Linked DNA regions of Homo sapiens: region 2 is linked to region 1. A link is an interaction called in ENCODE POLR2A ChIA-PET data of the cell type or tissue named here. Cell type or tissue: OCI-LY7. All regions are shown on one strand. Each heading gives the region's core, and the rest is flanking DNA. Links, peaks and the distances in the headings are about the cores only.

Region 1 (2,911 bases), core at 271-2,770:
GTGTCAACTTGCTAAAATTCCTATTAAAGACATATCATGTTAGTACAACCTGTTGAAAACTTAAAACATTCTGAATCAAAAATAGGGTTGCAAGTCAGATGAAGCAAAGATGCAAGAAGCAATTTCGGGGACAGTTTTTATGTGCCAAAGGTCATTTCTAACATTTTTGAAGGCTTACAGGGACAATTAGATAACTAAATGGGCACCATAGGTCTGTCTTAATTTGTCTTAATCTTCGTGATCCCATTTGTCAACAGCTAGAAAGACCTTACACTCTCCCAATGTTCAATTCAAATAAACCAAAGAAAACTCACAATTGCTAAAGTGGCAGCTGTGAGAAACTAGCTTCTCACCACTTCAATAGTTTGTGATGCACTCATGTCATAAAGATCAGTTCATGGCTTCGACTCTCTCTTGAGACCTGGCCAGGTCCTGGCTGCACTGCGTTGACTGCTGGTGGGTGAGGCCTCCTCGGGGCACCCATCCAGACTGGGTTGGGTCCCTCAGTTGCTGCCAGGCCTGGGGCAGACTGGGCCGGGGCCAGACAGCCATGACCTGCTGAAAACCTTCTCCATGAAAGCTGCCTTTTCCGTGACCACACCTTTGAGACAACTGATATCTTTTTTTTGACAGAGTTAAGGCATGCAAAAGCATATGAAAAATAATATGAATCTCTACACACCTACTACCCATTTAAGAAATAAAACCGGCCACTGGTACATGAAGCCCTGTGTAACAAGTGTGAGTGTGAACTTACTCAACTATGTAGAATTATATACTTTTTTCCTATTTTATCTCAAAAAGCAGTAATGGGTGTGGCATGAGTTTCGGCTAACCACCCTTCCCCTGGGAAACAGTGCAGCGTGCGCTGAGTTGCATTTTAATGTCCTGCCTTCCGGCTCCTCTATGCGTGAGTCCTGGCGTGATATGTGTGCAGGTTTCTCTGTTTTACGCTGACAATTTACGTCAGTGTAGAATAGAAGGGCCAAATTCAGAGCTGTTCTTACATTTCCTATAAAGTAGTTCTTAAAGCCCTGAGTCTCTCATAAAATAAGCATTCAGTTGCTACGTTTCTTTGAAAAGTTTAATTTCAGGCAAAAGTGCAGCAAAAACTACGCTCTCAGACACTGCTGGTGGCATTAATCCAATTGGAAGTGTGTAAAAAGGGCTTAAATCTCTTCACTCTTTGACCCAGTAATTTTGCTTTTTGAGAATCTATTCTGAAATCAAAGTGAGAAACAGACAAATTTAAGTGAATCAAGATGTTCAATATTCCTTTTAAGAGCAAAAAGCTGAAAAGAAACAGCTTCCTGATTATTGGCCATTATAAAGTTGCATAAAGAATTAATTACACATTATGGAGCTATTAAAAATTATGGATTTTAGAAACTAAATGTGAAATATGGTTTATAATATAATGTTCAATGGAAAAAGATATAAATGATACCATGATTACAATAATGAGAGTCAGCAAAAAGAAACAAAGGTGAAAAAAATACCTCAGTGCTGACAATAATTACACTAAGATGATGAACATACAGAATTTTTTTTTAACTCTAGTTTTAAACTTTTAAGAGTGTGGTTATATTAGTTTTTGCTAAAAAAAAAAAGCAAAGTTTAAAAAGCAAAGCAAAGTACAAATTAAAAATAAATACGAATCACTCAGGATGGTGGGGAGAGCTCCCTTTTAAATATATTAAAAGCATATATTCCCCTTTATGAGACAATGTCAGCTGTGTCACCTGCTGTGCTTCCTTTTTTGGATTTAGTTGCCAGAAACCCAGAGCTAAAATTAATTCTCAGCCACAGCTGAGCTCACAGTTGACTCTGTGTTGTAAACTGCTACATTTATGCCTGTCTTTTACTGTTGTTTCATATCCTTCTTTGAAGAAGGTATATATTTTACATATGTAAAACTTTAAGATCTTTTTTATCTATAAAAATTCACAGATATGCTTGTAACTGTTTCCCAATCTCAGGAAGGACTCCTGCGAGGGAGGCAGGCAGGGAGGGAGGTGGGTTTTCACTGTATGGCCTTTCCAGCTACGCACCATGTGCACACACTGCCTATCAAAGAAGAGGTGTGATTTCTAAAAGGTGTATTAGTTGGAAATACATGAATTGTGTCTGGTAAAGCTTACTGAGACTACGGTAGACTCAGCCAACTATAATTCAGACTCAAGAAATCTTAGCTGTCCGCTCGCTCAGATTCTCACCAAAAATCCACTGAACCTCAAGGAGAAGACTGGGCAGAATTCTACAACAAGTGGGGGAGATAGGGCCATTTCTTCTCGCAGATTCTTACAGGGGTCTGTGACCCCAAGATGCTTGGGGGGGGTCCTTCATTTCAGATAGTAAAATGAAGACCCCCAGAGAAGGGAACTGATGCTGCCAGCGGGCACAGAGCTAGGGTCAGCTGCTCAGTTTCCCTCTCCCGGTGCGGTGCTCTTTCTTCCTGGCTATGTTAACTCTGTGACCTGGGAATGTGGTCCAGAAAGAAGCTGTGGCTGCTGAGTCTATACCTACTTAGTAAGTGAGTTACTCAATGCTGATCTGTATAAAGTAGGATCGTCCTTTTTCCTTTCTCACAATACAGAATATTAATGTTATCCAAGTCAGGTCTTTATTACAGTACTCAGAGAGCAGTCCCTCTGAATTGACAAGGATGACACTGGGCAAGAGGAGCTCTCAGACACCCCCCGTGGGCATGCAAATGGATTCAGCTCTTCTGGAGGCCAATCTGCAATCTCTATGTGTGAGCATTTCTGCAGAACAGATTCCTTGAACTGGAACTCTTGGATGGAAATTATTGATTTGCTCAATCTACTAAGTAGTTCTCTGAACAGCTGTTATTTTCCCAAACACCTTCACCAACACTAGGTCTTAGCAGCTTCTGAAATACTGGCCAATC
Region 2 (2,911 bases), core at 161-2,660, 100 kb before region 1:
AAAAAAAAAAGAAAGAAAGAAAAGAAAAGAAAATAGCCTTGTCTGGGCACAGTGGCTCATGCCTGTAAATCCCAGCACTTGGGGAGGCTGAGGCAGGAAGACTGCTTGATGCTAGGAGCTCAAGCCCAGCCTGGGCAATATAGCAAGACCCCTCATCTCTACAAAAACAGAAAACATTAACCAGGCATGGTGGCACACCCCTGTGGTACTAGCTATTTGGGAGGCTGAGGTTGAGGCAGGAGGATCACCTAAGACCGGAGGTCGAGGCTGCAGCAAGCCATGATTGTACCACTGCACTCCAGCCTGGGTGACAGAGCAAATGCCTGTCTAAAAAAACAAACAACAACAACAACAACAAAAACCCAGAAAGAACAAAAATAGCCTGACACGCTTTCAATGGGCAAAAATAGACAAGTCTGGCAATATTGAGTACTGGAAAGGGTATAGGAAATAGGACAACAGGAAGTGCTGCTGGTGGACACAAACTGGCACAGGCACTAATGGCAGCAGTTTACCCAGAGAAGCTGAAAATGGACACCCCGCCCCTGCCGAAATCAGTCAGGGTTCTCAGCTGCCTGGTTGAGGCAGAAGAGGAATGTGCTGAAGTTTATTTTCAAGAGGAGCAGAGAACTGCCTACTCAGAGATCCCCAACCAGGCGGCAGGAGCCTCCTCTGCTGCTGTTCGTGGAGACCTCTGGGGAATCCTATCCCCCAAGGGCAAGAGGCCTCCGCTGCCACCCAGCATGGATGGCTCCCCACATACACGTGTCCCAAGTGCTCTGACACCATGTGTGTGGTGGGTCTGCCTGGCGGGCTAAGGGAAGCTGGTTTCTGAGCTGGGGAATGAAAAGGAATAACAAAGGACTCTCTAAGCACCAACAGTGTCGGGAAGATGAAGAAGGAGGAAATTACATGATGTCTGGGATTTGCCTAAAATAACCCAGGGGAAGGAGCAGTGGGTGGGGACACAGAGGACCCTGGACTGGCTGCCAGAGGGTAACTGTTAAGCTGGGGGTGGCACCGGCTCTCAGTATTCTAGTCTCTCCATGTTTGCATAGTTGTGAAATTTCCATAGCAAAAATCTGTCTTAAAAAGATTTAAGGCCAGGCACAGTGGCTCATGCCTGTAATCCCAGCACTTTGGGAGGCCGAGGCGGGCGGATCACTTGACAGGAGTTCTAGAACAGCCTGCCCAACATGGTGAAACCCAGTCTCTACTAAAAATACAAAAATTAGCTGGGCATGGTGGCGCACACCTGTAGTCCCAGCTACTTAGGAGCCTGAGGCAGGAGAATTGCTTGAACCTGGGAGGCAGAGGTTGCTGTGAGCCAAGAACGCACCACTGCACTTCTGCCTGGGTGACAGAGTGAGACCCTGTCTCAAAACAAAACAAAAAAATAAAAATTAAAAAAAAAAAAAGATGTAGGCAGACCAGGTGTGTTGGCTTATGCTTGTAACCCCAGCATTTTGGGAGGCCAAGGCAGGAAGTTCACTTGAGACCAGGAGTTCAAGACCAGCCTGCGCAATAGAGCAAGATCCCTATGTCAACAAAAAATACGAAAATTAGCCAGGTGTGGTAGCTCGCAACCATAGTCCCAGCTACTGCAGAGCCTGAGATGGGAGGATCACTTAAGCCAAACAGTTTGAGGCTGCAGTAAGTCGTGATTGCACTACTGCACTCCAGCCTGGGCAACAGAGCAAGACCGTCTCTAAAAAAAAGAAAGAAAAAAAGATGTAGGCAGCCAAAAACAAGATAGTAGGCCTGCTATACCCCACCACCAAGTGACCCAAGGCCTCCATCAGCTGCTCCTTAGCATTTGGGCCACACACCCTGGTGGCTCCAAGAACTTTTCCAGACATAACTGTTGTCACAGTGCTACTGAGACATGACTGACCTTTTCTTTTGGTGGGGGTGGAGGGGTGGGGGGAGGACCAAGTCTCACTCTGTTGCAGAGTGAGACTGGGATGCAGTGGGTGTGATCTCAACTCACTGCAACCTCCACCTCCCGGGTTCAAGCAATTCTCGTGCCTCAGCTTCCCGAGTAGCTAGGACTACAGGCATGAGCCACCACACCCAGCTAATTTTTGTATTTTTAGTAGAGATGGGGGTTCACCATGTTGACTAGGCTGGTCTCAAACTCCTGACCTCAGGTGATCCACCCACCTCGGCCTCCCAAAGTGCTGGGATTACAGGCATGAGCCATGGCGCCCGGCCAATGACTGGCCTTTTTTGCTGTATTGACATTTGCGCTAATTCTGCAAAAGCAATAAAAGGACAGAGCCAGTATCTTCCCAGCATCAAGGCAGGGCTCCAAATTGCATGTGGTCACCGCAGTCCTCACTGCTGTGCACTTGGGAAACAATGCCAGTTTCTCTTAGGGACATCTGTGAGTAAATGGCCAAGTGATTAGTTTTATGACTGCTTGACCCCTGAGTACTCTTCTCTTTGATATTCTGTGTGAGGGAACAGAAGTGCACCAGAAGCCCCTCTGCTGCTGCGGCCCAAGTCCCTCGACTCTGGGGTGTCTGGGGGGCGCCGGCACTTGTTCACTCTGAGTGGGAGCCCCTGTCTCTCTGCTGCTTTCCACTGCCTGCCTCTTGTACTTGAAAGAGCAATAAACAGAAAGAACAATAAACAGATAAACTTTGCTTATTCAGACTTGGGGATCTGGCAGATGATTTCTTGAAAATTAACAAAGTAAGCCTGTGCTTCAAGGAAAACAACTGATAGCATTTGCTGCCAAAGATAAAATTTGAGCTTTAAAGTGATAATTTGGCCAGGCACGGTGGCTCACGCCTGTAATCCCAGCACTTTGGGAGGCCAAGGCAGGCGGATCACCTGAGGTTAGGAGTTCAAGACCAGCCTGGCCAACATGGCGAAACCCCGTCTCTACTAAAAATACAAAAATTAG

The links. Peaks named below come from ENCODE experiments on the same cell type or tissue, not always from the same donor. Only the 100,000 strongest peaks of a DNase experiment are listed, where the experiment ranks them.
Region 2: POLR2A ChIA-PET joins it to region 1 with 7 read pairs; 5 of 35 experiments call an interaction of 5 or more read pairs at or near these places.

What each region holds. Positions count from the first base shown.
Region 1 is chr18:12,313,663-12,316,573 of GRCh38, reverse strand. The region is part of intron 3 of TUBB6 (tubulin beta 6 class V); the gene reads right to left. Among named protein-coding and RNA genes, the nearest start is that of TUBB6, 6.9 kb to the right of the region's middle. In OCI-LY7, for the core only: no CTCF peak of the experiment used is centred there; a DNase peak (open chromatin) is centred at 1,783; H3K4me3 peaks cover 437 bases; H3K27ac peaks cover 969 bases.
Region 2 is chr18:12,413,747-12,416,657 of GRCh38, reverse strand. The region is part of intron 1 of PRELID3A (PRELI domain containing 3A); the gene reads right to left. Among named protein-coding and RNA genes, the nearest start is that of PRELID3A, 7.3 kb to the right of the region's middle. RefSeq lists an enhancer at 34-984. In OCI-LY7, for the core only: no CTCF peak of the experiment used is centred there; no DNase peak of the experiment used is centred there.